Regions from separate parts of the Mus musculus genome. Here regions 1 and 3 are each linked to region 2. The links are chromatin loops, found by intact Hi-C in ENCODE. Cell type or tissue: left cerebral cortex. All regions are shown on one strand. Links, peaks and the distances in the headings refer to the core of each region. The heading gives the core; the rest is flanking DNA. Region 1 overlaps Gm34992 (a long non-coding RNA gene). Region 2 holds the start of Ackr3 (atypical chemokine receptor 3). Region 3 overlaps Gm34992 (a long non-coding RNA gene).

Evidence for each region. Peaks named below come from ENCODE experiments on the same cell type or tissue, not always from the same donor. Only the 100,000 strongest peaks of a DNase experiment are listed, where the experiment ranks them.
Region 1: a loop joins it to region 2, with 2.8 times the contacts of the local background. A loop is called at or near these places in 8 of 42 quality-filtered maps.
Region 3: it touches region 2 in a loop (2.6-fold over the local background); 3 of 42 quality-filtered maps call a loop at or near these places.

What each region holds. Positions count from the first base shown.
Region 1 is chr1:90,356,895-90,366,989 of GRCm38, forward strand. The region is part of intron 1 of Gm34992 (a long non-coding RNA gene); the gene reads left to right. Among named protein-coding and RNA genes, the nearest start is that of Gm34992, 24 kb to the left of the region's middle. In left cerebral cortex, for the core only: no CTCF peak of the experiment used is centred there; DNase peaks (open chromatin) are centred at 5,541, 6,897 and 8,148; H3K27ac peaks cover 255 bases.
Region 2 is chr1:90,201,088-90,211,182 of GRCm38, forward strand. It overlaps Ackr3 (atypical chemokine receptor 3), which reads left to right and starts at 2,893. Exons shown (of 2, transcript NM_007722.4): 1 at 2,893-3,000. In left cerebral cortex, for the core only: CTCF peaks have their summits at 2,871 (motif pointing left) and 4,380 (motif pointing right); DNase peaks (open chromatin) are centred at 1,286, 2,893, 3,404, 4,400 and 2 more places; H3K4me3 peaks cover 3,751 bases; H3K27ac peaks cover 3,718 bases.
Region 3 is chr1:90,342,058-90,352,152 of GRCm38, forward strand. The region is part of intron 1 of Gm34992 (a long non-coding RNA gene); the gene reads left to right. Among named protein-coding and RNA genes, the nearest start is that of Gm34992, 9.4 kb to the left of the region's middle. In left cerebral cortex, for the core only: no CTCF peak of the experiment used is centred there; DNase peaks (open chromatin) are centred at 5,173 and 7,747.

The DNA.
Region 1 (10,095 bases), core at 865-8,864, 160 kb after region 2:
AAGCTGAATGTGTGTGCAAGTTGCCTGGGCAGCAGGTGAAAATCCATGCTTTGAGGTCAGCGTGGGTCTGAGTGTCAGGGGATGCTGGTGCTGTCAGGAGATGCTGGTGCTGTCAGGAGATGCTGGTGCTGTCAGGAGATGCTGGTACTGTCAGGAGGTGCTGGTGCTGCCAGGAGATGCTGGTGCTTCTGGTTTGGGAATTTTGAGGGGTACAAAGTTCCAACACGGGTTTTTCCAAATAAGAGAAGATTTTTGGCTCCCCCAAAACCCGTTTTCTCATCTAGAAAATGAGAATAACACCTTCCTGTCCTGTAGAGATTTGATGTAAACAAGTGCTACCTTGTACCTGATAATCTGGCACACAGCACAGGTTTGGTAAATTGTGCTGACACTTAAAATGATATTATTATCTGGATCTCAAGGACTCTATGTGGGCAGCTTTTCTTTTGCTTGCCTTCAGTCAGCATCACACGGTGAGCATTTTCTCCCTGTGCTCATGTCTCTGGCAACACTGTTTCATACCTGTGCTTTAATGGGCAGTACTGTGGAGGACATAAATTACTTGAGCATTTAAGACATGGAAATAATGGCTTTCTTGTTTTTCTCATAACCCAATAAAACCATGTTGACAAAAGTAGCTATTTTTATGAGAGTTCTAGGCTCTTTAAAAAGTGTATTGCACTTTCCTCTTCTGGAAAAACAAGTCACAGGCATTTTTAGAGAGAACAGCTGTAGCAACTTATATGCTCTCAGGCAAGGGTTTCTTTTTTCTGTTTGAAGTTTAGAGGGTTCTTGGAATCCAATGAGCTCTCAACAGCAATTATAGAAACAGTTATATTGGCACCTCAAAAAAAAATCCCCAAACCAACCAAACAAACAAAACAATTATAACTCTAAATTAGAGAATTTTAGACAAAGGGCACATTTCATGTCTATTCCCAGTGATGGAGAAAATAGCCACAGAGAAGAAGCTGCGGAGCCGAGGAATGTTGACATAGTCAGGAAAGATTGCAAACATCCTAGCATCCTCTTACAATTTCATGTTTTCAGTGTCACAGCCAGGAACTCTTTTCTTAGGCATGTGTGCATGTGTGCATGTGTCCATGTATGTGTGTGTATGTGTGTGTGTGTGTGTGTGTGTATGGTATGTGGTGTGTGGTGTATGTGTATACATGTCTTTGGTATATGGTATGTGTGTGTGTATTGTATACATGTCTGTGGTATGTGGTGTGTGTATATGTGTGTGTGCGTGTAATGTGTGTGATATGTAGTATGTATGATGTGTGACAGTGGTATATATGTGTGTGTGTATTGTGTGTGTGGTGGTATGTATGTGTTTGCATGTCTGTTCTGTGGTCTTGTATGTATTGTTTGTGTGTGATATATACTGTGTGTATATGTGTGTGTATGTGTGCATGTGTGGTGTGTGTGATATGTAGTATATATGGAATGAATGTGGCATGTGTATGTGTGTATGTATTGTGTGTAGTGGTGGTGGTGGTGGTGGTGTGTGTGTGTGGTATGTAGTGTGTGTTGTGTGTGTGCGCATGTCTGTGGTATGTATGTGTGTGGAGTGTGTGCATATGCATGTCTGTGGTATGTGGTGTGTGTATGTGTGTGTGATGTGGTATGTATTATGTGTGTATGTGATATATAGTGTGTGTGTGTGTATGTATGTGGTATATAGTGTATATATATATATATGTATATATATATATATATATGTGTGTGTGTGTGGTCTGTGTATGTGTGTGTCTGTTGCATATGTGCCAGTCTACATGCATATGTGTTGTCTGTGGAGGCCCAAGGTCATCATGAGTTGACATCATCCTCCAAAGTCACTCACTTTGTTGGGACAGTGTCTCTCACTGGCTTGTGCTCACTGAGGCTAGGGTGTCTGGCTGGTGAACCCCGAGTATCCTCCTGCCTATGCTTCCCTAGCCCGGGCATAATAGATGCACACCACCATATCTATATCTGCATGGACTTTCTTCTTGTTTTGTTTTTGTTTTGAATATAAGTTCTAGGCATTAAACTCAGGTCCTCGTTCTTCTGTGGCAAAACCAAGCTGTCTCCCAAGTTCCCTTTCCAGACATTTGGTGGAACTTAAGTTAACTTTCTAAGAATGACACTGCCCTTGGGTTCTTCTCTGCACACTCTAAGGTCCACCCCACCACCACCCCCCACAGGCTCACAGAAGTCTTCTGGGGACAGGACTATGTATACTCAAGTTCTGGGAGAGTCCCAGCAGGCTCCAGCTGGGCAGAGTGTCTGCTAAGGTCAGCCACACTGCATGCACCTAGGACAAAACGGTTGCCATGAGCCTGCTATAAATGCCTCTCTCTGGTTGGGGAGGTTAGGTAATTCATAAAGAATGAGTTACTTGGCTAAGGGTTGGTTCTGAAGGCCAGGAAGTCCGTGACAGTCATCTGCTGAGGCCTCTGCTGTAGTCAAGGTATAAAGAACATGAGAGAGAGAGAGAGAGAGAGAGAGAGAGAGAGAGAGAGAGAGAGAGAGAGAGAGAGAGAGAGAATGAGTAGTCCATGAGTGACTTAATCCATTCTTGGCTGTCTTACTTTCTTGCTGGATTAAAATAGCCTGACTAAAGCAAGCAACTTAAGGATAGGTTTCTCCTGGAGAAATAAAAACAGAGGGAATTAGAAACAGCTCGAGACATTACATCCCCTGAATGCTGACACTCAGCCTCCTTTCTCCCTTTTTTTATTCAGTGTAGGACTCAGGCCTAGGGAATGGTGCCCCCCATTGTTAAGCTAGGTCATCCCACTTCAATTAACCTAATCAACATAACTCCTCACAGACATGCGCAGAGACTAAATAATCCCCCACGGATGTGCTTGGAGACTTGCCTCCTAGGGGATTTCAGATCTTGTTAAGATGACAATCAACCATCACCATCCTGGTCTAGTCAACGCTAAAACCAACCACTGGGTCCTACCCCTTATTCTCCCACAGCAGGGATGCAGTTTCAACCTAAGTTGGGTGTCTAACAGCTAGAGCTGTTTCCATCACTTCAGTCTTCACCTATGGCCACTTCAGAGCCATGTTTTGGAGCTTAAGCCACATCTTTGGTTTCTTCTTGAGAACCAGCCGCAGCCTTGAGTTCTATACATTTCTCTCTGCCTGCAAGGGGAATCTGGGAGAAGCTAGGTCTTCTGGTCAGGCCTTCTGCTTCAGCAGGCCCAGGACTTATAGTCTGACACCCTGTCTTTTTAATCAGTAATCATGTTTATCCTTGGGGAAGTTGCCAGGACAAATATTATTTCATTAGTTTTAACATCTGTTCACATGAAATCTGATATTCAAATTCTCCCCAGCCATGTTCTCCAATAGATACTGTAATGAATGTGCCCCTGGGACGCTCACACCCAGTGTCTGAAGCCAGCCCACAATGTTGTCACCTTCAGAGTATGTACTCCTTTCTCCTTGGGTTTTCGAAGTAACATGTGCTTGCTTTAACCACTTCAGACAACCGAGATAAACCTGGAAATGAAGATTTTTTTGCTTCCTCCTTGATTGGGACCCTTTAGGTATGGTATTCTAGAAGGGTCTCTGCTCCCAACAGTCTTTGATAGCTTGCCAAGCTTGCAGATATTTCAACATCACTTTTCCTTTAGAAAATGTGTTTGAATGTGTTCTTGGCAAACCAGATGCTGCTTTTTGCATCTGAGGGTGAATAGGTCAAGACAGAGGGATTTAAGCTGAGGGACCCACGCTCTGGAATACCCTTAGATAGGGGGCCTCTCAGAGACATTCCTGGCCATCAGTGGTCTCTAGGTTTCCTCCCAACACTAAAACCATCAGAGGGTGGCTGGGAGCAGCAACAGTCATTTCACACAGTCTATCAAGAGGCCTTGATAGGTGGTTGGCAGGTACTACAGTTCTGCTGTTAACTGCTTTATTAGTCATCTGGTCAACCCACGGGTGTTGGTTCTGAGAAAAAGCCTAATAATCGTCCTCCTAGTAATTGCCTCTAATAATCGAGATCTCCTGAGACATCTCAGCGAGGTATATCACAGGTGGAAAAGAGCTGGTCACAAACACACAGGGATATTGCATTCTCACATCTGTGTGCTGGCCTGCAGTCACAGAAATCATAAAAGAAAAAGCTCAAAGATTCTCACAGAGCTGTTACCCTACTCAGCTAGCTAATGAGTTGAGTGACATACTGCCAGCTGTGGAGGATGCTGGGTCATGGTTTTTAATGTGAATCTTCTGTGTGTTGAGCACAAACACAAACCCCTTGCTGCCCTCTCTCCTCTCCTTCCCACCGTCAGTCTTCATAGACAGCCAGTAATATCATGTCTACTTTCATGTTAATATACATGTTCTTATGTATCTGCATAAAATCTAGGACCTACATGTGAGAGGTAACATAATTTTCATTTTTTTTTTCTGAGACTGACTTAATTCATTTAGTGTGATTGTCTCAGATAATATTGGTTTCCACATTTTCCTTAGCCAAGAGACCAAGTTTCCTTTGTTATTAGACACCTAGGTTGGGCCTATAACTCAGCTCCTGCAAGGACTGCTGTGGTAAACACTGATAAACAAGGATCTCTGTGATATCCTGACGTGTGGTCTTCTGGATAAATACCAGGAGCAGTGTAGATGGATCACATGGAGGAGCCACAGCTAGTATTTGAGAACCTTCCACACTTGACGTCCACAGTGGTCTGGTGTACATGTGAGGTTTTAGCCTATGGTTCTCTCTGTACATCAGACCTCAGGAATACTCCTCTTTCTGAGGACTACTATGTCATCTCAATGGGCTCACATCTGCTGCTCCCTAAGAATACTTTTCTGTTGACCTTGAGGTCTGTGCCATGAGAGCAGGTGACAGGGCAAAGGGAAGATGCTGGACAGTGTCTTTACACGTCTTTGATGAAATGCACACTATATCAAACATATCATAAACATTTTTGAGAATTTCTTACTTTTTATATAACATATTGTGATCATAGCTCTTCCTTTGTTGACATACCACCTCCTTAAAATGACTCCTGCTCCTCCCTCCCTCTCTCTCTCTCTCTCTCTCTCTCTCTCTCTCTCTCTCTCTTTCTCTCTCTGTGTCTGTCTGTCTCTCTGTGTGTGCATCTCTCTCTGTCTCTCTGTCTTTGTCTCTGTCTCTCTTTCTCACTCATTGAGTGACAGAGCTCTCTTACTTAGTGAAGCATCTTTTAGTTGTGAGCAGTCATTAAAGCAGAGGGTTATAACTCACCAAGTTTTGAGACTAGAGGCTGCCAAGTGATCTGCCTTGGGTGGCACATCTCTATCACCCACTCTGAGGCCCAGGGAATATCAAGGAGGGGCTTGAAAGACTGTGAGAGCTGGAGATTGGGAGGAGCATTCCAGAGTGCTGTGCTCTGGATATAACGTGGGCTTTGCAGTCATCATGACTGTTTTCAAGGGTATGTTTCAACAGCATCCATCTCTAGACTTTCTAATCTTCCCAAACTGAAATTCTGTCCCCATTACATGATGAGAGTGTGCCTTTGCTCCTGGAAACTTCCAGTCTACTTTCTATTTCTGTGAACTTGGCAACTCTAGGAAACTTGCATAAGTGGGATTATAATGCTATTTGAGTTTTACAGCTGGCTTGTTTCACTCAGTATAATGTCCTCAAGGTTTGATTGCATCATAATAGATGAGAACTTCTTCCTTTTCAAGACTGAATAATATTCCACTGGATGCATATACCACATTTTCCATTAATCTACTGATGGACACGTCTATTGCTTTCACATTTAACATTTGCAAACACTCCTGCTGCGACTGTACATATACAATATCTGTATCTTCAAATCCCTCCTTGCACTTCTGAGTCTGTACTCATAAGTGGACTTGCTAGTGAGTCAATCCTCTGTTGAATGCATTGAGTAACTTCCACAGTAACTCTACCAATGGAATTCTTTCCACCTCTCCATCCTTATTAGTCTCTGGTTTCTGTTCATAGCCATTCATGTAGCTGTGAGGTGACATTTCCTGCTTCAGATTCATCATCCCCTAATAACTAGTGGCAAGCATTCCCTCCTGACTAACTTACTGACCAACTATAGAGTTTTAGAGAAATGTCTGTACATACCCTTTGCCCATTTAATCAAGAGGGGGTCATGTCTTTGCTGTTGTTCATCTATAGAAGTGCTTCATGATAGCTAGATATTAAGCTCTCTTCATGTGACTATTCCCCTCTACTGCTGGTGGCCTTTGCACTGTGTTCACTATGGCCTATGGTTTTGCCGCAGGTCATTCTTTTCTTTTCCCTCTTGTTACTTCTCACACATTATTGCCATGCATCTTTTGGTGGTTATCCAAGGACCAGATGAAAGTGGGGAGTACATCATGATGATTCTCCTTCAGCTTCAGTAGGCTGCGACCATACCTGGAAGCTTGCACCCCTGTCCATCACATCTGCTCCCTGCCAACACTGTGTGAGCTGAGGCCTGCATCTCTCTCCCCTGCCCTAGAAGAGAGAGCAGCCTTCTGCTGACACTCCTTCCTTAACTTCAGGCACCATCAGGGTTCAGCCACTACAGGGCCCTGGAGCCCAGTTTTGGAAAGCTGAGTGGGCAAACACCCCCTTGTGCAAACACAGACTTCTGTGACCCCTGCCACATTGGTTGTACATCATTTTCAAACATCTGTGTGCACAGCATGCCCCCACACACTGGAGTATAGACTATCTCCTACTATTTTGCTCTTTAACAATGATGTGGATATTTAACATCGTCTTGGTCATTTAGAATGGGAGAGTTATATGCTCCAATCCATGTATATTATGTTCATGTTTGGGTAAAAGTAGAAGTTTCTGGAGGCTGGTGAGATGGCTCAGTCAGGAAAGGAGCTCCTTTCTCCTCTTCCCCCTACTTGACTGCTTCCCACATACCTTCCCAGAGACTGCCACTTCTAGAAAGCAAGTGTCATTTCTAGAAAATCTCTTGCATCTGATTCCACTCTTGTCACCAATTCCTAGTCCCTTCATTTACCTCAGAGCTACTGACGTGTCTTCTCTTAGAATGGTCAACCTGTCCTCCTGCCTTGACTTCTCTCCCCACCCACATCTGCTGCCATCTTCCTCTCTCTGAGATCCAGGCGAGCAGCTTAGACTCTGCCACTGAGCTGCTCACTGTTCCAGGTGTTTCCCCCACCATTTTCTAGGAAAAACCCAACGCCCTCGCCCTGAGTGACTGTGTCCTCTTATCTAAAACTCAGGGGGGTAAGCACGACCCTCCCCACAATACTACACCAGGCGGGAGAGTCGATTGAGATGACCTGAGAATTTGTGTAAAAAGTCTTAACCAAAATGCAGATGTCTGGGCCTTGGGCCTCCCAGGGCTGTTCCCCTCCCACATCCCCTGCTCAGGTCATGCAGCTCTGCTCAGTTCAGTTTCCTTCCTAAGCTTCCAGAACACTCTGTGGCTAATGTGCAAAAGCAAGTGAGAACACAAAACATCCAGGCAGTGGGGCCCACAGCTGAGATAACTACAGCTGTGCTGGGGTCAGTTCCCAGGTGAGGAGGAGATGCTGGGTGGCTTGGAGGAGAGGCCAGAGAGCAAGCTCCAAACCTACCAGCAAATCCAATTAGCCAGTGAAGCCACAGTCCACTGGCCCTCCCACCTCTGAATCCTCTCCTTGCATGTAGTCATCCTCTGAATTAGTGCTCTTAGAACAGATACATACACCCAGGAGCTGCCCTCTGTTGGACAGGAGACCCTGCTGTCCATTCAGCAGGAGTTGAGGCTTGGAGCTGTTAAGCATGCTGTGTTATGAGGAAGAGATGACGTGGGTTTTCCCACATCTGCTTTCTCCATCCAACCAATTGACTCGGATCTTGCAAAAAATTGTAAGAGAGCCGAGCCATCCCGGGGTTCATGGAGGAATGGGGCTTTTATTAGTTTTTGTGTTAAAACAAACATGAGGTGTAGTGGCTGGCGCAAAAGAAAATGCTCAGTGGAAGGAGCTGTTTATGGGACATCTACATTTCTCTGATTTCACACATCTGCTGTGTTATTTATTCCATCGTTTTTCTGGGGGCCCCAAAGAAATTGTTTTCCAGAATCCATGTGGCTTTAGGATTCTGGGTACTGCTATGTCTTGGTTTAGACAGAATCAATTTAGAGGCTTTCTAAAGCCGCTGTTCAGGAGTTGAAATTGTTCCCAGAGAGAGCTGAAATAGTACAAAGCTTCCAAAAGACCAGTGCACACCCCCTCTGTGGTGGTTTTGAAATGATGTAATTTTAAAACTATTAGGAGGTGTCTGTGAACCATGCCGCCAGCCACGTGGCTACTTCTGTAGGTGTTTGGCCACAGGTATTGATGACAAATATCTTGGTTCTATCATTCTGAGGGTCACATCATCAGAAGTGTGGTTCACACTACAGGCCTAGACAGGGGGACCTATTTCAATACAATGTCCGTCCGTCCACACCTTCACTGGACAAAGTACATCCTAAACCATTATGATGTCCCATGCACAGAGAATGGCAGGAGTTCTTATGATGTCCCATGCACAGAGAATGGCAGGAGTCCTTTGTTGCTATGATTGTCCCTTTACAGATATGCTTATAGACTGTCATCAAGTGTAACAGTTGTAACTACTTGGCAAAAGATACTGTCAAATTTTCTCTGAGAACACAAGCCACAGGTAGGAACTGATGAGAACCCATAGCAGAATAACCGCACTCTCCAGACCGTATCTTCCTCTCTCCACTACTCCCACCTCCCACCATCTCTCCATCTTCTGCTGTGCTCTTTAGAACTTTCCTGAACCCCCTCCTAGTGCCCACTCAGACAGCTTGAACATTAGCCACACAGCAGCCAGAAGATTTTGTCTCTAGGGACCCGTCCCACTGATCCCGGGCAGACATTGGTGTCCATTACATCTTTCCGGGCTCTGCCAGGTCCTCTCCTTTGTTCACTTAGAATATGCCAAAATTCTTTTTACCTCCGGAGTTTGAGACTTGCTGTTTCTTCTCTCTGGATCCTTCCCCCAGGCATCTGCAGGTCTGCTGATGTCGTTACCCCTAAGGAAACCACCAGTGGCTGATTTGAGTTACACATGGTTTTGTCTAATTTTTTTACCCCCTAGTTTCCCTCTCTCTGGCCATATCCTTATGAGAGATGGCACCAGAAATTATGGGCTGTGCGTGCTTGGAGACCAGGTCTAAATTCTGTGATGAGGGCCTAAAACCAGAAGTCATTACCACCTCTTCATGACTGCCTTTTCTACATCACTGACTACTGGAGGACCTAGCCATCTCCCATGTTATAACATTGTTCGAATGGCCCTATGGAGAGGTCATAGGGTGATGAATGGGGATTTTTTTCTGAACAGTTGCATGAGTGAGCTGTCTTGACATCCTCAGTCTCAATTGACTTTAGATAGATGACTGTAACCCCAACCACACGTTCCCTATGCAGTCTGGAAAGAACTTGAGCCGCAGTGTCCTGATGATGAATTCCTGTCCTCCAGAAATGGTGATATAACAAATAAGTTCATTGTTTTAAGGCATAAAGGTCTGAGGTACTTGTTATATAACAACCAACTACAATGACAAGCAATCTTCAAGTCCACAAGCAAAAGGATAGATTATTATGTACACTGATGGTCATAGAGATGCCCATGTCCAGCCAGGACCTCACATCGTGCTATTGGACACACATAATATAGTCTGGTCCCAATGACCATACCCTTGAGATTATGGTCTTTACACAGTCTCCCAGGTAACAGCGGGTCCTGAGTAAGGCACATGTGACTCTGCCTCACTGAACCATCTAGACAACTTCAAGCCAAGCATAGTTCACATCAGTCAATTCATTTCTGTTATTTGGGTGTGATCACTGTTGTATTCTTCTTAAAATTCCATTTCTCTCCTCCTCTTGGTCTGGGATCACTCTCTCACATTTCTCTGGGCATCCTGGGTATAGGTGAATACCATTCTCTATCTCTATGCCTTTTTTTATCTGTGCTTTAGTGGCATGCTCACATTCCTTGCCTCATGGGCCTTGGAGATCTGTCCACCAAGACCCTGCTAACCATTTCTCCCTCACGTGGAGGTTCCAGGAAATTTTCTCCAG
Region 2 (10,095 bases), core at 1,200-9,199:
GACTCCTATATTTCTTAAAGAACTCCATGTCATGAGAGTTTGGACTCCTACGGAGGTGGGAGAAGAAGAGTCAGCCTGTCTGCATCTCTCTTAGTTACCCCTGACACGCACCTGTTCCTCAGATCCTGACTGGCACCCAGCAAGAATAGAAGGTCCCTTTAGTATAGATAGATGCCTGGCACTCAGAGACATCCAAGTGGGGAGGGTTGACTCAAGAATCAGTTCCGAGATGGAGCTGTCTGGACCATCCAGCTGGGATATCCTCTGTGGGTCAGGCACTGACCAAGTTTACCTCTAAGGAAGGGATCTGGTATTGCAGTAATTGGGGGCTGGGGGAGGGGGAGCACGTCCTGTCCAGCAGGAAGCAGTCCATTCCTGTTCTGCCTGGCCACTGGAAGATGACGCGTCTTCCTGGGTTGCAGCACAAGGACATTATAATGCTTTGTCCCCAGGCCAGCTGCTTGAAGATCTCCCGACATATTCATAGTAACTCAACATTTTCAACTATTCCACTTTTCTCTGCAGGCTGGGAGCAGGACCCAGCTTGCTACAGCCCTGTCCCTTCAAGGGTCAAAGTGTGTTGAGTGGGTGGGATTCAGGCAGGAGGTAATGGCATGCTAACACAAGAACGGATTCCAGAGGGAACTGTTGCTGAATGGGCTTCAGACCCTAGGTGTATATGGAAGGGGGTGGAGCTGACTGGGAGATACCCAGAGGCCTGTAGCACCCGAAGAGCTGAGCTCCAGGCAGCTGGGTCAGTGTACTGAATCTGTCATCTGTGTGGGTCACCAGGTGGGCTCTTGGCCAAAGGATGGAGGCATTAAATAGGACCTCATGCTGTGTCTCAGCCCAATAGGCTTAACCTTACCAAGTCAATCTTTTCTGGAGCTGGGGAACATCAATGCCTTCTTAGAAAACACTACATGCTCACCCTTGATTCATTCTCTCTCTCTCTCTCTCTCTCTCTCTCTCTCAGGGTGGGTGTGTACTTTTTTACTTTTTAAAAAATTACTTTGCATCTTCTTTCTTAGCAAGTAAGTGCATGGTCTCATCAATATGGCTCTGCTGTAGCAAGCGCATTTCCCCCTGGGAAGTCCAGTTCTCTGAGGTCCGCCTTGGTCCATGTGTCGCGGTGAGAAGCAGAGCCGGCCCCTGTTGTGGACATCCTGGGATGGCCGCACGAGGGCAGGTCTCTGCTTTGCTCCCAGGCAGTGCTGGGCTCTGGACAAAGGCAGTCAAGAACCTTCCCTGCAGAGGATTTGGCCCCGGGCCTGGGCGTGCTGCGATGCGCAGGCGCTTTGGCATCCCAAACTGGGGCGGATTGCTAATAGTGCCTCGTCTTCAGTGAATGAAAGCTAGAAGGCCTGGGGTAGTACGGCCCAGCTGGGTCCGGAGGCCCCAGACCCTTTTCTGACCCTGAGGCCTCAGAGGTCCCTGCCTGATGCTATAGGACACTCCCTGTTCTTACAGACCCTCCCTGTTGACTCAGACCTCCCTCCCCTTGGGGCCACAGACCAGTCTTTGTGGCTGTAGGACCGCCCACCTCTAGCTAGACCCAGATCCACCCTTGAGACCACAGACCACATCTCCGGGCCACAGACTCCGCCCACAGGCCTCAGGGCCTCTCCCTTGCATTGAGGTCACAGACTCCCCAGGAGGCCGTATGACCCCCCACCAGATCTCACACTACTCCTTGCAGACACACACCCCTCCCACAGCCCGGAAAGCAGGTGTGCTCCTCAGGAGCTCACTGAGCAGGATCTGCCCCGCCAGGAGTAAAGTGCAAGGCTGTTTAAACAAACCACTTCTTTTGTTAAGGTTTTTCCCTAGACCGAAGCTCTCTAGCCTACGTGAGACTCTGATCCCCAAGTTCTCGGGTTCCTGTGTTCAGCAGTCACTCTCCGGAGACTTAGAAAATAGACTCGGCAAGTGTTGGTGAAGGCAGATTTTGCGTACAGCCCGCGCCTCAACTGTGGGTGCTGTAACTGCCTTTCAGAGGCCCAGGGGGGCATGAGAGCAGAGTGACCACCAGCCCTTTGGAGGGTGGGGGGCACTTGGGGAGGCGTTACAGTGGCGCGGCTTTAAAAGTAAAGATTGGGTCATTTTGTGCTTGAGTTTTACTAAATGGGGAATTGCAAGAGACACATTTAAAAAACAAAACAGGGAATCTTAGCAATGTGCATCGCGATTAGAATGTAGATTTTGATAAAGATGAGGACTGCGATAAAAGTTGGCTAAGCTCACAATGACGACTCTACCTCACCTGCGACAAGGCCTTTTCAGTGACTGGCACTGCTCGACTCCGTGGAACACGGTCTTAATAGGGCCTTAAGGACTTTGTGTAAGAGTTCCAGCAGAATCTGGATCCAACCTAAAGGCACTTTCCCTCACTTCTGGGTGATGGCGGTACAGGGTCGATTAATCGTCCCCTTTCCAAAATGTGACTTCTGTCCAGGAGGCATCGACAAAGAAAGAGCAAGCTTGACAAACCAACATCGAAGTTCAGAAGTTCAGAGTAATTTGTCTTGGGAACAAAGTCTTCCCTGAAGCTACAGGCATTCAAAGGAACTCCCGGTGCTCATGGGATTATTAAAAGCTATACCTGAGACTGGATCAATATTCTATCATTTTGGAACGTCCTAGGACTTCTTTTGGTTTTTCTTCTGCTGACATTTCCCCCAATAGGATCTAGCCTTTGCAAAGGGAGGGATCTGAGGGCTCCCAAGAATGTGTTTGTGCAGGAAACAACAACCTAGAGAGGGTTACAGGAGGGCGTGTGCGCCTGTACAAGCCTGCATGCCTGCGCGCTGTGGTGGGAGAGGAGGGGCGGGAGGAGAGCCGAGGGTTGCAAAACTGCCACCTAGAGGCACTTTCCCGCAGTGTATATAAAAGGCAAGTCCGGAGCCCTGAGAGATCTCAGTTGCTACAAACTGCTCAGCACTGAAGGAGCCTGCAGCGCTCACCGTCAGGAAGGCAAACCACAGCCCAGGAAGCCCTGAGGTAAGTAAGAAAGCCTTGCTTCTGCGACAGCTTTGCCGAGCAACTACGGCAAGGGGCAGGACTCCTGTTCTTACGAGAACTGGGCTTTTTCTGAGAACTCTTGGATCCCTGAGCTGGGGGCTTTAGAGCCTGCAGGTCCGGATTGGAAAGCTCAAAGCACGCTGCATGCCTGCATTGCAAGCTACTGCTCCTGATTTGGGGGATCTGAGTTCAGTCATTTGTGGAGGGAAACCTCTGTGTATGTTTGTTTGCTACTGGACTCTGATTTGTTTCTGTGAGTACTTAAGTTCCAGGAAGCAGGGAAACTTTGCAGAGAATGTGGGATGCCCCATTGAGGTTGCCCAAAGCCAGCTTAGGGGTGAGCTTGGCATCACTGTTTGCCCACTCCTACTTCTGGTTATCAGATTGGCTGTAAAAACCACAAGCGCACTTCCAGAAAGGCATGTGATATGCCCAGAGGCATCCTTCAGCGGACCAGACAACTGGGCTGAGCATTCTGAGTCTAGGATGAGTTTAAACTCCGTGCTCTGGGGGGTGGGGATGGATTAATTCACAGCTCCTGAATTCTGGAAGTTGTAAATTGAATGTTAGCTCCTCTTCATCTTATCTCTTCATGGCACCCCTGCTAATCTAATTTTGAGTATTTATTGTTCTCCTAGAAAGTGTTGTCCAACTTCAATTGGGACAAAAAAAAAAAAAAGCAGACACTAAGAAATCTAGTATTTGAATTTAAATCTACTCTCCAAGTGAACTGTGAGTGTTGCTGACTTTTGTTAGGGTGCATAAAGGTTCACTGGGTGGCTGGGAGTGAGGGAGACTCTGAGGTCAGGGGATCCTGGTCAGCCAAGACTCCTGGCTGCTAGCTACTAGGAAAATGAGGCACTGTGAAAGGCAGACTGGCTGTCTCTTCCCCTTTCTCTCTCTGTCTCTCCATTCATTTGCTCACAAACAGATTAATTAATTGTTTCGATGTGAGGTAGGATCAAGCATCTTTTTAAAGGTGTCTTGGGTTAGTGGCATCCCTGAGACCCCAGTCTGTGCTGTGGCCAGTATGGAAACTTTGTTTTTCTTTGAAGGAGCAGATGCTGGCTTTGTGGTCTTTATTTAGTTCAGGAGAATGTGGAGCTCAATGGATAGGACCAGAAAGGAGGGATGGGGGTGGTTCTGTTTTTTTGTGCCTGGCTCGTTGCAGATTGTAAATGGATAAAGCCCCCAAGTCCCCGTCTTTCTCCCATCTGAATAGAAGCCTGCCCCAAATGAAATGAAAACCCTGTTTCGATCGGGAGCTGTGCACAGGCTCCAGCTTGGAAACATTTTGCTCTAATTTCCCCCAGTCTGAGCGGTGAACACTTTGTGCTGCTCTCTGCTGAGCTCAGCTGCTGCCTCCAGGAGGCAGCAGGGGCTGGAAGGATCTGTCTGGGAGCAGAGGTGTAAAAGCTGGGGAAGTCCGACTGCTTGCTAGCTGCCTGTTGGGTTCCTCCAGTTTGTTTTTAAAGGGGCATGCACAGTGCAATCACACACATATATTTTAAAGTTCCAGAAAGCTACACGGCTGCATGCTTGTGCTTAACTGAGTCAGGGCTTTGGAGGGGAGTTTATCCAGTATTATTAGCAAACCCTTAGGGAGCTAAGAAAGTATTATGATTTCTAATCAGACCCAGAGCTGGCCAAGGGTAGGCTTTCTAAATGGGATAAAAAAAATGGAAGAAGAAGAAGAAAGAAAGACCATGAAACACCCTGGTTAGTCAGAACAGTGGCTTTTTGTGTGAGGATTTGAGGCAGAGTGCTCTAATTTTCAAATCTACACAGGGAAGTTGGTTGCAGTTACTCAGAGCTGAGTCTGAAGGGCCACTCCTTTATAAACTTTTAGAGTCACGGAGGAGGGGGAAAGGGCCCCAACAACTTTAGAACTTTTACTTTTCTGAGATCTTGTAGCAAACAGAATGGAATTTGGGCCCCCAAAGGCATTTGTACTTTTCAGCTAAGCAACCAGGGATTCTTAAGGACAATCAGGTATTAAAATGTTTCTTGTCGCCTGTTAGGCTGGGTGCATGCCTGTGATTCCAGAACTCCAGAGGCTGAGGCAGGAAGATTGCTATGAGTTTGAGACCAGCTTGGGTTATGTTGCCTACACATTATGTCTCAGAATAAAATAAACAATAAACAAACATAAAGTCTGGTAATTGAAATCTATGTGCTTAGATAAAATTGATAGACAAGTAGTAATGACTGTTTTCAAACTCCCCAGGCACTGGGGCACCTCTCTGCTGTTACAATGGAAGCAAACAGCCTAAAGAAAGAAGCAAGTGGGACCAGGTGTCGGGCAAGGATATTTTCTGCAGGGATTAGCCTTCTGATGCCTTCCTTGTTAAAAATCCACTCACTTAGAATTGTTTGAAGAGAGATGGTTAGCCTACACTCCCTCAAACTTCACTTTAAAAAAAAAAATTGTTTCTTATAAACACATCCCAGAGACTGTAGAATTTTATGGTGACAATTTTGCAGAGAACAAGGAGGTTGGCTGTGGGCAGTGTTTTGTTCTCCCAGCCCACGGCTGGGAGATATGGAGACTGTCTCAGGTGGCCTTGAGCCACTCCAGGTGGAGCCCTGGGCAGCTTGGGAAAGCTGCGTTTGAAGGCTGTGTCTGCTAAATAGCTGGCGTCTTTTTCTGTCATCTCTGCCAGCCTGAAGGTTGGTATATAAGAAGAGCCTAAGCTTTCTTAGTGTGGCTTGGGAACCTGAACCTCCTATTGTCTTGCCCAGGTCCTAAACTGGTGGGAATGCAGACTCTGGCTCTATCCTGCCAGCTGGCAGCCTTTGTATGTACAGGAACATCTAGATCTCTCTGCTAGATGCAGCTCTGCTCCCTTGGGCTGAGCACAATGGCTCTGATCCGGTTTCTGGATGGGACATTCATTCTATCTGTGAGTGCTCCCATGGTAGTAGAAGGCTGTCTCATGTGTTGGTGGGAAATTCAGCCAAGAACCCTGGGGATAGGTGGCCTGTATCAGAATCAGGGTGTGGATTTTTCTCTCCGTATTTATTATTTCTTTGAGTTCCTGAATAATTCAAAGCAGTTCCTTACTTACATGAACTGAGGTCACTCAGGGCCACAATGAATGTGTGGTCAGGACAGCATTGTTTCTCATTGGCTCAGTACTGGGGGATAGACAAGAGTCCCTTTCTGCACTCAAGACTAGGATTTGCCTGGGTGGGTGTCACGCTGGTTGGGTGTGTGTTTCAAGTAGACTTAAGTAGGGGGGTCGATTAATGGGCAACATTGCAGCCGTCATCTCTCTGATGGACAGTGGCCTCACGGTTCTGCAAAGGTGACAGTCAGACTCTCCTGCTTCAGTGAAAGGCTCTCTGTAGACTGTCCCAGCCAAATGAAAACACTGTGCCTGTAACACAGGACCCAAGTGGAAGCTGTTGAGCACAGCTCCTACTGGCTGGAGCATGGACAAGCTACAGCCCGTTAGTTACTAATGTGTGCATCCCTCGTGGCTTATCAGCTGCCCTGAACTGTTTTCAAAGGTGTAGATAGGGAAGACAGGCTGGATAAATACCTACCTCCAGACTTGAGTCCACAGAGAATTTCTCCAGGAAGTTCTCTGTGGGACACAGGCCACACTTTGCAGAAAAGTAAACTTTTCTGGAAAAAAAAAAAAAAAAAGAGTAAACTGTAAAGGAAGTTTTCTTGTTTCCTAGTAGGTTCTAAGTCCCTGGGGCTGGGATCACATTGTCTTATGTGGCTTCTGTCCAGGCAGCAAGCCTATTTATAGGGCATCTGGGTCAGGCCTTCTCAACTGTGTGGCACTTCTGTCTTTAAACCTTCTCTGTCCCAAAGCCATGGCGTTTCCTTAAACCTGCCCTGGCATAGACAGGCTAAGGCCAGATCTCCTTGCCCACAGGTCAAGGCCCACCTCTGCTCTCTTCTCTCCTTCATGGAGACAGTGACTTGCCTCTCATCGATGCTCTATGATGTCCCTGGCTTGCCTCCATTCTCCTGAAGGCTCCCCACCTTACTACTGAAGGATGTACCCATGCCCAGGAGAGCAGTAAGCTTTTGTGCCTCCTGGATAGCCTTGTTTGGATGGTGGGTGTTTGGGGGAGGTGGATATGGCTTGACAGCTTCACGTGTCCCAGAGCAGTGCCTTCAAGAGGAGATCAACTGATGTCAGCTGGGAAAGGGTTGCAGCTGAGTCTCTCTGGATAACCAGTGCACCTCAGGCTGCTGGCCTCCCGGGAGCACGACTGACTGAGCGCTTTTTCAGGTCACTTTGCTCCACTGGTTGAACAAAGGTGAATGAGACCCAGTAGGGAGGAAGTGTAGAGGTAGCAATGAGGAGAGCTTTGTGATGCATTGGGATGTGAAGCCTGTGGAAGGGAGGGGTGAGGCAGAGGCAGGCTGAGAAGGCTCTTCTCTTCTCCGATGGGGATGTGGCGAACACATTGAGGCAATTTGGTGAACCTTATCCAGGCACCTGAACACACTTGGCAGTCCCTCGGAGGATCTATCTGGGGATAAGGACATATGGATTGCAGCCCAAACCACCACCCCATGGAGACTCTAAATTTGGATGCTTCTAATTCTGGTGCTGTCCCAGCATGCTAGGGAGCTTAGGCGAGCCAGTTGAAAACAGCTGGATACCGCAGGCAGCTGGGTGTTATCCAGGACATTTTATGAAGAGTAGCGAACCTTAGAAGCGAGAGTCAGATCTTTGAGGAAGGATCTTCCTCTTCGCTGTTGGTCCTGGGAGGCGTGTGGCTGTGGACCCATGGCAGAACTGGACAGATGGGAGTGCTGTCTGTGTGCAGATAATTGACAAAGTCATTGACAGACAAGAGTGAATGAGCTCGGTAGGAGTCGGCCTCTGGAGGAGGCTTTCGGTTTTGGTGAAGTCTGTGGCCCAGAAAAACAGAGCAGGAACCTTTGATGTGCAGTGGCTCATTCCCTCCCCTGTTAAAATTTACATAATTTTGATGTAAGCTTTGCAATAATTTGGGCGTTTCTGGAGGAAGGCGAGGCTGCCTCTGTGATTGCCTTCTATTTACTTTCCCTGCCCAAAGCCTTACCCTCATTGTGGGTCTTTGTGTCTTTCTATGCATGTATTTGCATATAAAACACTCATAATTTTGCCTTTTCTCCCACATCAATGGGATTGTGCTGAGGGCAGCACATCTGCTTCTTAGCCTTCTGCTCAGCAGCACACATTCATTTACTCCCCTTGTTCTTAAACCTCTCTCTCTCTCCATCCCCGCCCCCTCTCTGCTCACAGCTGTGTTGTATTCCACACATTAGATGTGCTTGCTCGTCTGCTATTGTTGGATATTTATGCTGCCCACGGTTTTTGCTGGTAAACAAATGTCACTTCAGTAGATACCTAGAATGCATGGTTGAGACCACGTGGGCATCTCAAGAAGAAGTTTGTAAACTTGTAAAACCATAGAATAAAGCCATCATTCTAAGGCTCCCTAACTCCCTGCAGTTCTTATCCAGGTGTGGTTCCCAGGAAGCATCTGAAATGGGTCTCATCCATGCCTTCCTAGGGCTGGACTTTTGAGTGTTCAAAGATGAGGCCACATGCAGAGGACACCCCACAAATCACTCTTCACCTCTGGCCTAAAGACATCAGGGAAGGAACCAGGCTTGATTGCAGCCCTGAGTGACTGGGCAGGATGGGGAAACCTTTTTCTGGTCTCCTTGGTTGTCAGTCCTCCGTGTGGCCAGCATAAACAGCAAGAGATGGCCAAGAGACATTAACTTTGGACTCAAGGAGCAGGTTTGTATGAAATATAACTTGTTCCTCATGAACTTCCTGGGAACCCCTCTGTCTGCTGGAGGGAGGCCAGGTCTCCATGCAGGGCTCTCTGGGAGGTCGGCAGAGTCTCCCTTTTCCCCAATTGGCCTTCACTTTCAGATTTCTCTGAGAGCTTTGTCCAGGACTGGAGTCCAAGGATCATGGGCAGATGTCCCTCAGTTTGCTGTGTCATGATTCTGTTTCTGTCAAGAAGGCTGAAGGTCATTTGCTGAGGGATAAGCAAGAAATGGAGGAGGGCTATTGGCTTCATCAAGGGGCAGACATCACTGGTGTTAAGAGGGCATACTCCTGATGTCTTGCATAGGTGCTGTGACTGCAGACCACACCCAGGTGACACACAGTTTCTGTTGTCCCCAAGAAGATGGATTGTCCTGTCATTGGCTCTTTTCTGAAATCATTCTTATTTGCTTCTAAAACCTAATGCAGGAAAGATGTCCAAGTGATGAAGGTCAGGCTGAGGTGGCCCTTTGATATCTTCGTTTTTGTTTTCTTTAGTCACTTGTTTGAAGCACAAAGGGTCTGGTTGCTGCCTTCTGCCTGGTCTCCAGGAGCCTTCTGTGGCAGGGAGGGAACATCCAATCAGGCAGCAGTGGTCAGGATGAGGTTCTCTGCCCCTGGACTGTGCACTGCCCACTGAAGGTGACTGGTTGTCACAGTGCCACGAGGAGTCACCAGCTTAAGCCCTGTCCTTCAGAATGGGACGATAACAGCTCCGTCCCTGTCTGAGACTTTCCACAGTGCCAAGGGACCTCAGAAGTAGGGACAAACAGGAGGCTGGCGATCTGTACCTGCCCCCGAAATACCACTGTGATTCTGGGACCCAATGGTCATGAGACCAAGGTTCTTTTCCCAATGGTAAAAAAACAAAGGGCTGGATGGGGATCCCCAAGCCCCTGCTACCATCCACTGCTGTTCTGGAACCTGAGAGAAGCTGAGATTGGCAGGTGCACATGAGAACGAGAGTTGAATCTGCAGGGACAGTGGAGGGATGCAGAAGGCAGATACCATCTCCATCTGTCCCCTGCACCGCACGGGGCCTTCTTGGACCATTTCCAGGGCTAGGCGTGCCTGGGCACTGAAGGCAATGGAGGGGGTAAGGGGCTGCCTCCTGGTGTGGAGAGAACAGGAAGACAGGTTCAGGACCCAAGGTCAAGCTACCTAGGCTTGGGGCCAGTTCTTTCTTTTGGTTTTCAGCCTCCATGACTGACTACTAAAGCCATAGTCTGGACCAGTAGCTCAAGGACAGGCTCACACCACTGCCAGTCAAGCATCC
Region 3 (10,095 bases), core at 915-8,914, 140 kb after region 2:
TGGATCATGGACTATGTATAGTACTACTTAACTCAAAACCCCAGGGAAAGGAATTCTGGGTATAGGCAGATACAAGGCTTTCCCACTCTGCTGCTATGTTATCTCCCTGGACCTACCAAAACAGGCAGAGACTGTAGTCCCTGAGACCCTTCCTTCCTGATCTCTAGGCCTATAGCATACATACCATAGGTCCAATGCCTCTTCTGACCCAAACCCAGGGCTTGGGTGAAGCTCTCCCAGGGTAGCTTCCATGCTCAGAGTGCAGATGATCTGTGGTCTGCTTGTCTTGGGGATGCCACTGCAGTTCACAGGAAGCCTTGTTGTGCTCTCCTAGTTTTTCTCAGATGTCATCTAGGGAGTCCCAGCTCTCTGAACCAGTGAGTTGGCTCTGTAAGCCCCCCTCCAGGCTAGGGGCAGAGGCCTGTTTACTTTGGATCTGATGAGTAAATCAAGTGGAACGAAGTCAAAAGCTCCATGAAGTCAGCACACATGACATCTGTCACTTCCCCTTAACCCATCAGGCTGCAGGAAAGGACATTGAATTAATTAGAAGGCTCTTTAAAATGCTTGCCAGCAGTGACTATGCCTTCTCTCTCCTAGGTACTGGCAATTAAAACTGATGTCTTTTTATGTTACTGTTCATTCTAGAAGAGTCAGGGTTGGGTGGTCACAAGTCTAGGTAACTTTTTTTTTTCTCTTTAAAGATGAACATTATGGCTTCTAGTATTTGGTATACTTATCAAAATCAAACTTCTGTGTGTATGCACATGTGCCTTTGTGTGCATGGTACTCATGTCTATGCATATATAGAGGCCTAGGCTTGACTTCGGGTATCTTCCTGACCTGGAATTTATATGGGTGCTGAGCATCTGAATTCTGACCCTTTTATGCAGCAACCACTTTACCCATTGAGCCATCTTCTAGCTCCTTGAACCTTGCCTCCTTTTGAATGCATCCACTGCAGATATCTGGAGCTATGGCCAACATTAGGTTTAGCCCCATCAGCGATGTTAAGCTTTCTGTAATGAAAAGCTAAGGTATCAATCCCGGAAGTGATCCTCTGGGGCTCTGTGATTTGCCAGTTTAATTAAATGGCACGTTGGTGTCTGTTGGCCTACTCAGTCTGCCATACCTGAGGAGGAGTGACTATATAACCCAAGGAAGCTACTGACAGCCTGAACTCTTATCTCAGGCAGTCCTTTGTGTAACTCTGCTTACTGCCCCCTTGGGCTTCACCACTCTTGATATCAGGAAAGAACGGTTTCCCATAGTTGTGACACTGAGGCAGCTGCATCTGCTGAAATTCTGTTCTTGTTCTGTTCCATTGTGTATTTTCACTGAGTAGGAGCAGTGTACAGTCACACCAAACACACATAAAACGATTTTGTAGGTCAGACACCCAGGGTGCTTCCCAGAATTGAAAGCAATATGGCTACTCATTGGCTCTCCATGCTGTGGACCCAATGCCTCCAGTTCCCTGATACATGGACCTTTTCCTCTTCAAGCCAACAGTTCCCTTCAAATCCTCCTGATGTTTCCACTCTCACTTTCTCTTCTTCCAACAGTCAAGGAAAGACTGCTGACAAGGACGCATGTGATGAGAGTCAGGCCCACCCACATAACTGAGGGCGGTGTCCCTACTCTCAGGTCAGCTAATTAGTAACCTTAACCAGCTCTGCAAAGTCCTTGATGTCCTCTAATGTATTCAGAGGAGTAATCCCAGGGAGCAAAGGTTAGGGGTAAGACTTCTGCCCACATTTCCTCTTCCAGAATTGGTGATTAATGCAGGAGAGAAAATCCTCTTAAAATTTTTTTTGTAGCCCTAGCTAGTCAAGTGTTGGGAGATTAATGAGGACATCCATGGTCTCAGTCTTTGAGTCATGATGCCCTCCCGTGCTCTGACTGCCATCTAGAAAGAGGAGGGAAGGCCTCTATGGTCCCAGCACACACTGGAAGTCTGTCATTAATAAGCACCTTTCCTTGTTAGCCTCTGGAGACGCCTTCCCTTCACACTTCCTGAGGAGCCTTGGGTGGACATTATCACAAAGCCTTTGAAGCCTTCTGTAGTCAAGGGGGCAACTCTTTCTCCATGTCAACCCCCATCACAAGTGATGTGTGAAACGGTTCCCTCCAGAGGACTCAGACAAGGTTCTATGAAGGCACCCAACCCTGGGCTCTGGAGATACTTGGTGGTGCTTTGTGAATGGTGATTGACAACCTAAGGACCCTATGTGCTTTTCTGAGCTGCATGAGAGACACAGGGCCCATGCCATGCCCCTTCTCTGGTTAGAGTGGACTTATGGTTCTTGTACTCTGAGATGCAGAAGCCATGGCTAAAGGTGGGTGAGTATTCCTCTGGGAGTGGCCATCTTAGTTGAGCCTCAGCCTGAAATATAAAGCCCACATGAAACAAAGTGATGTCCCTAAGGACCTGTAGGTTTTACTAATGCTTGTATTGGATGATTGCCTTGTGGGGTGATAGTCTGTGTTTGAAAGGTGCTGTAGAGTAACTTGGATGGAACACCATCAGAATAAAGGCACAGGAGAAGCTGGGTGTCTTAGAAGCATAGGAAAACCCACTAGGACTTTTAGGGACAAGTCCAAGATGAAAGTAAAAGACCTGATCAAACACATTTGGGGAACACTGTTGACACCCCAGGTCTGGAGGCTCATGGTACTTCCGCGGGTAAGACCCCAGGCTTTCCTGTGGTGAAGGGTCTGGCTAAAACCCCACCCGTTCCCTGTGCCATTATGCACACAGTGTTTGCTTTGCTCTTGTTTCGGTAACAAGATGAAACAGGCATATTGGTTTCTAACCTGCCTTCTCTACTCAATACAGATCATAAACGTTTTCCCAAGCCATTAACTGGTTTTCTCAGTTTCCGTAATGGCCGTATTAATATTCTTTCATGCTTAGATCATAATTTATGTCCCTAAATCCTATTATAGTCTTTTTCAGGTTAGCTCCCATTTTTAAACCAATAAATAACCCTCTCTAAAACAGCTTACAGCTCAATTTTTGCAGAAATTTCTGATTACATCCATAGGATACGACTCTAGCAGTTGTATTTCTAGGTCAAAAGCTACATGGATTTGGGGCTGGCCATTTTAAATGCATTACCATTGTTGCAGCTTAAGCTTATTCTTTAATTTTAATAGGATTCTAAACAAACAGAAATAAAAATATATAAGAAAACCAAAAAAAAGGAAGTGCCTGTGAGCCAGCAGAGAGGGCACTGCAGGGAACTCTCCCATTCCTGTTTCTTGAGCACAGGTCACTCTCTAGCACAGCCACTGACAGCCATTTGCAGCAGGAAAGTGAACAGCTCACCATTCTTGAGGTCTTAGACTCTGTTTTGCCAATTGTCTGCAAATTGTTTCTTCTTTAAAAAAAAAAGTGTGTGTGTGTGTGTGTGTGTGTGTGTGTGTGTGTGTGTCCAGAAGAGGGCATTGACTCTTCTAGATCTGAAACAGACAGTTGTAAGCCAGCCAACGTGGGTGCTGGGAGCCAAACTGTGGTCATCTGCAAGAGCAGCAAGTACTGTTAACTGCTCAACCATCTCTCTCTTGTGCCCAAAATTCTTCTTTATATCAAAATGTTTGAGCCAAGATCATGGCTTGCACTAAGCTGTCTTGTCTGTCTGTCTCTACTCTACAGCAGTTTCCTAGACTTTCGTGAACTGGGTACTTCTGGAGTCCACAGGCTGCTCATTCTGGAACAGGGCCTCTAGCTGGGAGTGTCTGATGCTTCTCCACAGACTCATGTGCCAAGTCTGGTAGGAGCATCCCAGGTCTAATGCTCTGTAGTCCTCACTGGATCCCAGCAGTGGCCACTGGTTTTCTGTTGTCCCATCCCTGGAGATGCTGATGCTGACAGTGTGGCTAAGTGCAATCCTCTAACCTTCTCTGCATGGTCTGCTTTCCCCACTATCACCAATAAGTAGCTTGTGAGGAGATGCATGCAGATCCTCTCTCCAAACTAACTTTCTGGTTTTCTGGTCCATCATTTTTTGGGGTTGGGGTGAATTAATTCTACCGTATCCCACAGGTAGGTGTAAGGATTTTCTGATACTCACATGTCTTAGTTGTCAATCAGATCTGATAAAAATAGTTCTTTGTGCATTAATTTTTGTTTTATTCAATTGGGTATAATTCATGATATCAGTGTTGATTTGGGGCTGGGGAAGCTCCTTCCATGTGGCTGCTGTGTCCTTGTCTAATCTTCATCTGTAGGTATGTGCTTCTTCACTCTATCCCATCGAGCTGTCCAGGCTCCCAGCCCTGGAGCTGTCATTACTCCAAAGGGTCCCCCTCCTCTCAGTAGAGAGCAGAGGCTGCCACCTGGGTGCTCTGCTGGTCACCGCCATGTGTGCTGGTGCCCTTGTGATTTTTTTTTGGTTTGTTTTTATTGTTGTTGTTTTGTTTTGTGTGTCCCTCTCCTCCCAGACCCTCCGAGACCACAGGACTCACTGCAACTGCTTCCCATGTTCTCATTAGCATATCCATTTGTTTTATTTCATATATGAAGCTGTCTCTGGACTCTTCACATGCTTTCTGGCTCCAGCTGTGACATCCAAGCCACCTGGTGCTCCCGGTACCCCCTTCTCTGTCCACGTGCTGCCTTGGCTGGGACTCTATCTGACTCAGCCCTGCCCTATGACTGTGGTGCCAAGGTTTACAGAAAGAAGGGAGACATGGAAAAGGAAAGGGAGGAAAGAAGGAAAGGCAAAGGAAGAAAAGATGGGAGAGGAAGAGGAGGAGGGAGAAAGGGAAAGGAGAAGGGAGAAGAAGGAAAGAATAGAGGAGGGGAAGGAGAGGGAGAAGAAAGGAGAGGGTGGGGAGGGGCAGGCAAGAAGGAAGGAGGAAATGAGGGGGTTAAGAAGGAATGGAGGAAGGATAGGAAAGAGGGAGATGGGAAGGAAAGAAGGAAGGACAAAAGAGGGATGCAGAGAGAGAATAGGTGTTTCCTGTGCTAACGAGGGTCATCCTTTGCACCAAAAGGGAAAGCATGTTTTGCTGGTTGGCATTTCCAGTGCTTTTCTTGACTGATTATGCATCGGGCAGGAAGCAGGGAAGGCACTTATCTGAAACATCACATGAATGCAAGTTGAAAGAAAAAAAAAACTGTGAAGTTGAGAGCGAGAAAAGCAGCATCCCAAACTCTCTTTCCATCCGGAGAATCTGCCCACATCTCACACCTAAGGCAGAAGCTGGAGACCAACCAGCAGTACCCACGTCTCACACCTATGGCTGAAGCCTGACCTGGGTTCACATCTCACTCTTAAATAATGTGTGGGTTGCACTGAGGGAGATGATATAGGACTGACACGTTTTTATTACAATATCTTAAGGATCTGTGCATCTATTCTGGGGTGGGGGTGCAATTGATTCAGCAGCAGAATTCCATCACATAAAGATCAAGTTTGAGGCCAAGGTGCAAAGCTACACCACACATCTTAATGGCAGAAAGTCTTTTGGTAGAGCTGAAGATATAATTTTTTCTGAGGCTTACAGTAAGTTGTAGATAGAAAAATACCTTCCTTGTGTGACATGAGCTGCACGAGTGAAGAGCCACATAGTGATTTGTCTGTAAAATCAGGGCCATATCTACATGCAAACTTCATGGAGACAATGAATCTTGTTATGAAATCTTTTAAGACTCAATATAAAGTCCAAAACAAAGTATTAAGCAAGTGAAGTCAGATATAGACCACATGTTTATGAGGAAGAATTCAGAAGGAAATCAAACAAGTCTATATAATCTAATTACTATAAAAACTAATATTCTATACTAACAAAAATTACAGTTTGGTTCAAAGTACTGAGGGGACATCTCAGTCTGTAAAGTGTGTTTAAGCACTCAACACACTTAAGCACTTAAGTGTGTTTAAGTGTGTGAAGACCTGAGTTGACACCCCAGAACCCATATAATAGGCCAGATATGGTAGCATGCATTTGTAATCTCAGCACTAAAGAGGCAGGTGGGCCCCTGGGCTCAATGGCTAGATAGCCTAGCCTTCTTTGAAAGCCCCAGGCCAGTGAGAGACCACACACACACACACACACACACACACACACACACACACACACAGGTTAATGACTCTTTAGGAACAATGATACTCAAGGCTGTCTTCTGTTACATGTACATATAAACACATATGTGTGGATAATCTCTTGTACACTATGTAAAGAGTGTCTTTGTGTTATACAAATGTTGATTTCTGTACTTGCAGAGATTTGAGTATAGACAGGACTGTGGTATTGTTATTTTTATGAAGCATCAACTGTCTGCTTTGTAAATGCCTTCTCTATCACTTCCTGATTGCGTCAATAAAGAGCTGAATGAGCTATAGCAATGCAGAAGTGGATAGGTGGAACTTCCAGGCAGAGACTGGAACTCTGGCAAAGAGAGAGAAGTGGGAGATTTGCCAGCCAGACACAGAGGAAGAAACAGGTGCCAGGATTGAGGGAGAGGTAACTAATGAGTTATGTGGAAGAACTTAAGATTAGAACAATCAGGTTGATTATTTTATATGAGATAGTTGGGAAATACCCTATGATAAGGCCTGTGACATTATTTGGGCAGCTGGCAGTCAGAGACAATTCTGTGGGTACTTATACACACTATAAACTGCTTATGAGCATTGCTAAATTATGGAAAACAAGGAAAAGATCAAGGATGAGCTGGGGTAGCAATTTAGACTCCCAATGTAGAGACAGAATGAGAGATGTCGTGCTGTCACAATCCTTCCCAATGTTCAGTCTACACTTTGGTGGCTGGAGTTCTTTGACTGGTAGGAGCATCCCAATTCTAATGCTCTGTGGTCCTCACTGGATCCTAGCAGTAGCTCTCTGTTGTCCCTTCCAGACTGAGCAATTGTCTTCCAGTTCCCCAGGCCCCACATGCATACATTTGAGAGACCTTCACCCTAGTTTTTTTAATAGTCAGTTTTATTGTATAGGCTTTTCATGTAGTAAAATTTACCTTTCTGTCGTACAGTTTGACAAGCCTTGACAACCCCCACAGTTGAATGGCTGCCTGCACTGTGAATGCTTAGAACACTCAAGTTCCCTCCAACTCATTCCCTCATACCTCGCTCCCAGTCTCTGAAACTGTTACTTGGCTTTCTGGATGTGATGCAGTCTTCTCATTCACTCCCCAGGTGAGGGAGATGTGAATTGTTTTCAGTTCTTAACAATTAGAAACAAAGCTGGTATCAGCAGTGTGTATAGGTTTTCATAAGTAGATAGCTTTTCATTTCTCTTGAGTTAATGTTGAGTGTTGTGGTCCCATGTCAAGGGATGCCTCTGTATTCCACCCTTTATTCTCTCTCTCTCTCTCTCTCTCTCTCTCTCTCTCTCCAGACTTAGCTCTTCATACTGATGCTACTCATTGCTTTTGTCCCTTTCCACTGGTCTCCTGACTTTTACAAAATATGGATACTTCCCGTGATTCTTAATCTTGTTACTCATAGCTTCATTTACACAACAAGAAGTCTTCACTCCAGGCACAGGACATTCTGCTGAGCTGAGAAAAGGGGAACTTTCTACTTAATGATACTTCCATATCCTGCAGATTATAGATCGATATTGAGAACTCTCAAGTATATCCTCTAAAGCTTAGGAGTATGAATGTGAGAAGCACGGAAGCCCTAATTCAAATTCGAAGGAGAGAGGGGTGGAGTTTATGCACATGTCTCTCAGCTTGCAGAAGAGAGAGACGGGCCAGTTCCTGCTGCGTGTGGATACTGTGCCTGAGAACAGATGGCCACATTCAGAGCTTAATGTTGTAATGACAGGCCAGAAATAATGCAAACCAGAGATTCCTACAGAGGATTGAGGGGAAACGTAGAAAGGGGAAAAAAGAGGTGTGAATGAAGAGATTTCAAGTCTTTAGCAGCATGGTAGACCATATGGGATAGTCTTTGTTCTATTTTAAAGTATTTTCATGTATTCTATTGGAATTTGTTCATGCATTGTTATCTTAATAATATTTTAAAGTACGGATTTAATGGAGAGTTGAATGGCTGGTACAATCTGTGCTTGAGGCCACATTGCATGCATAGTGTTAGATGTATTCCTATCCAGATTACTGGACAGGGTTAAGGGCAGACTCCAGGCTTATATGCTAGCTTTAGAGGGGATAGAAATCTCTTCTGAGTGAGGAACACAGTTTTGGAACCACATAGCCAGAGTGGTGGTGAGGACATTCAGGGAATGTTGCTCTTAACAGTTCCTTTTCTGAGAAGACATGAGTTGGTGATTAATGGAGAAGAGTCTGGTTGACCAGATGGCAAGTTGATGTCAAAGGCAACAATAATTTAATCATGAGCTCAAAATACCTTAGCCTGCCACTGTTCTAATCAAACTGAATCCCCAGAGCCTAAAGACAAGTGAGGGACTTGAGTCTCTATTTGCATAAGTTGGAATCATAAGGGTTAAGTTATATGTTTGAAGGGCAGACTCCATGGTCCACTAGAGATCACCTCTCCTTATGGTCCTGGTAGTGAGATGCTGCCCATTGCCCCCAAAGATACTTGATGTCTTTCTTCTGCTCCGTGTTCATAGCAACAGGGCTCTCAGCCTTTCTGATTGGTGTATGTACTATTGTACAAGCCTGGGAGTGAACCTAGCTTCACCTCTGTGCTCCTGTGCCTCTCTTCTCTCCCCAAGTGAGTCCTGAACACACTCCAAAGAAATGCATGTTGTTAGCACAAAGAAATTGTGGCGTCCTCTCTTCCACATTTACCCTAACCAAGGCTTCCATTGGAGACAAGGAGGGGGAAGCTGGTTTATCTTCAGAAGATTACATGTTTTCAACCCAAGAGAACCTTTTCCCCTGCTTTGCATAATGTTCTGGCTATTTGTAGCATTAGAATATTTAAATTTTAAGAAAAAATGAGAGTAGTGAACCTACCTGCATTTTAAAAGATATATATATATATATATATATATATATATATATATATATATATATATATATATACACGTGTGTGTGTGTGTGTGTGTGTGTGTGTGTGTGCATGTATGTCTGTGCAACACATGTGTGAAGTCCTCAGGGAAACCAGAGGAAGGTGTCACATCCCTTGGAACTGGAATTATGCACCTTTGTGAGACCATGTGCTAGGAACAGAACCCAGTTCATCTAAGTGACTTGACTCCTAGAAGTGATCACTCACTTTGCTCACAGTGGGATGAAGGAATTTGAATCTCAGGTAGTTGAATCTCATTAAAAATATTATTTCATTTTAATGTGTGTGCACATGCATGTATGCATATATGTTTGTGTGTGTGTGTGTGTGTGTGTGTGTCTGATATCATGTGTGTCAATACCACAAGACAACTTGTAACTTTTTTTTCCACCTTGTAGGGCCTGTGATGGGATGTCAGAGTTGGCAGCTAGCATCTGTCCCCCCCGAACCTTCTCACTAGCCTTACTCTGACAGGATGTAAGCGAGATAAACTTATTATGTGGATTTTCCACACAGGAAAAGAAATAAGAAATAGCATATGCATCTCATTTGCTAGATATCTGTGGCCAGATCAGCTGATTTTATGCATCAAAATAGTTCAGACTCCACGAACTCTTTCAAATTAGCGTTTGGACATCAGTGAATATTAGTGGTGATATATAACTTGTATAAATACTTTTAAGAATCTCGACTTTCGTTGTTATTTTTCTAGTGCTTTTTGTCTTACTCTGGAAGAATTAAGATCTCACCAAGCACTGAGAGAGCTGACAGTCTGGGCAGGCTGCACAAATTACTGAACTATGTGCTACCCAGAGCTTCTGGTGTTTGTGAAAATATGCGTACACATCATAGTTCTCTTAGAGGATGTGAATGGGGCTACGTGACCACTAGTATATCTTCTTAAATTCCAAATGTAGCCTCACGCTGTCTAGGCTGTCAGCTACTGTAAATAACCAGGGCGGATCCTCTGCTAGCCACATGTGGCTTCCATGTGCAGGGCTCACCTCTTCTCAGATGCATGACGACAAGTGAAGTTGGCATCTCAATATGGTTAGGGCAAGCTTTCCAGTAGCCTCCTAAGCCTCCAGCGCCTGCTCTGGCCTGAAGCACAGGTTTAGGACAC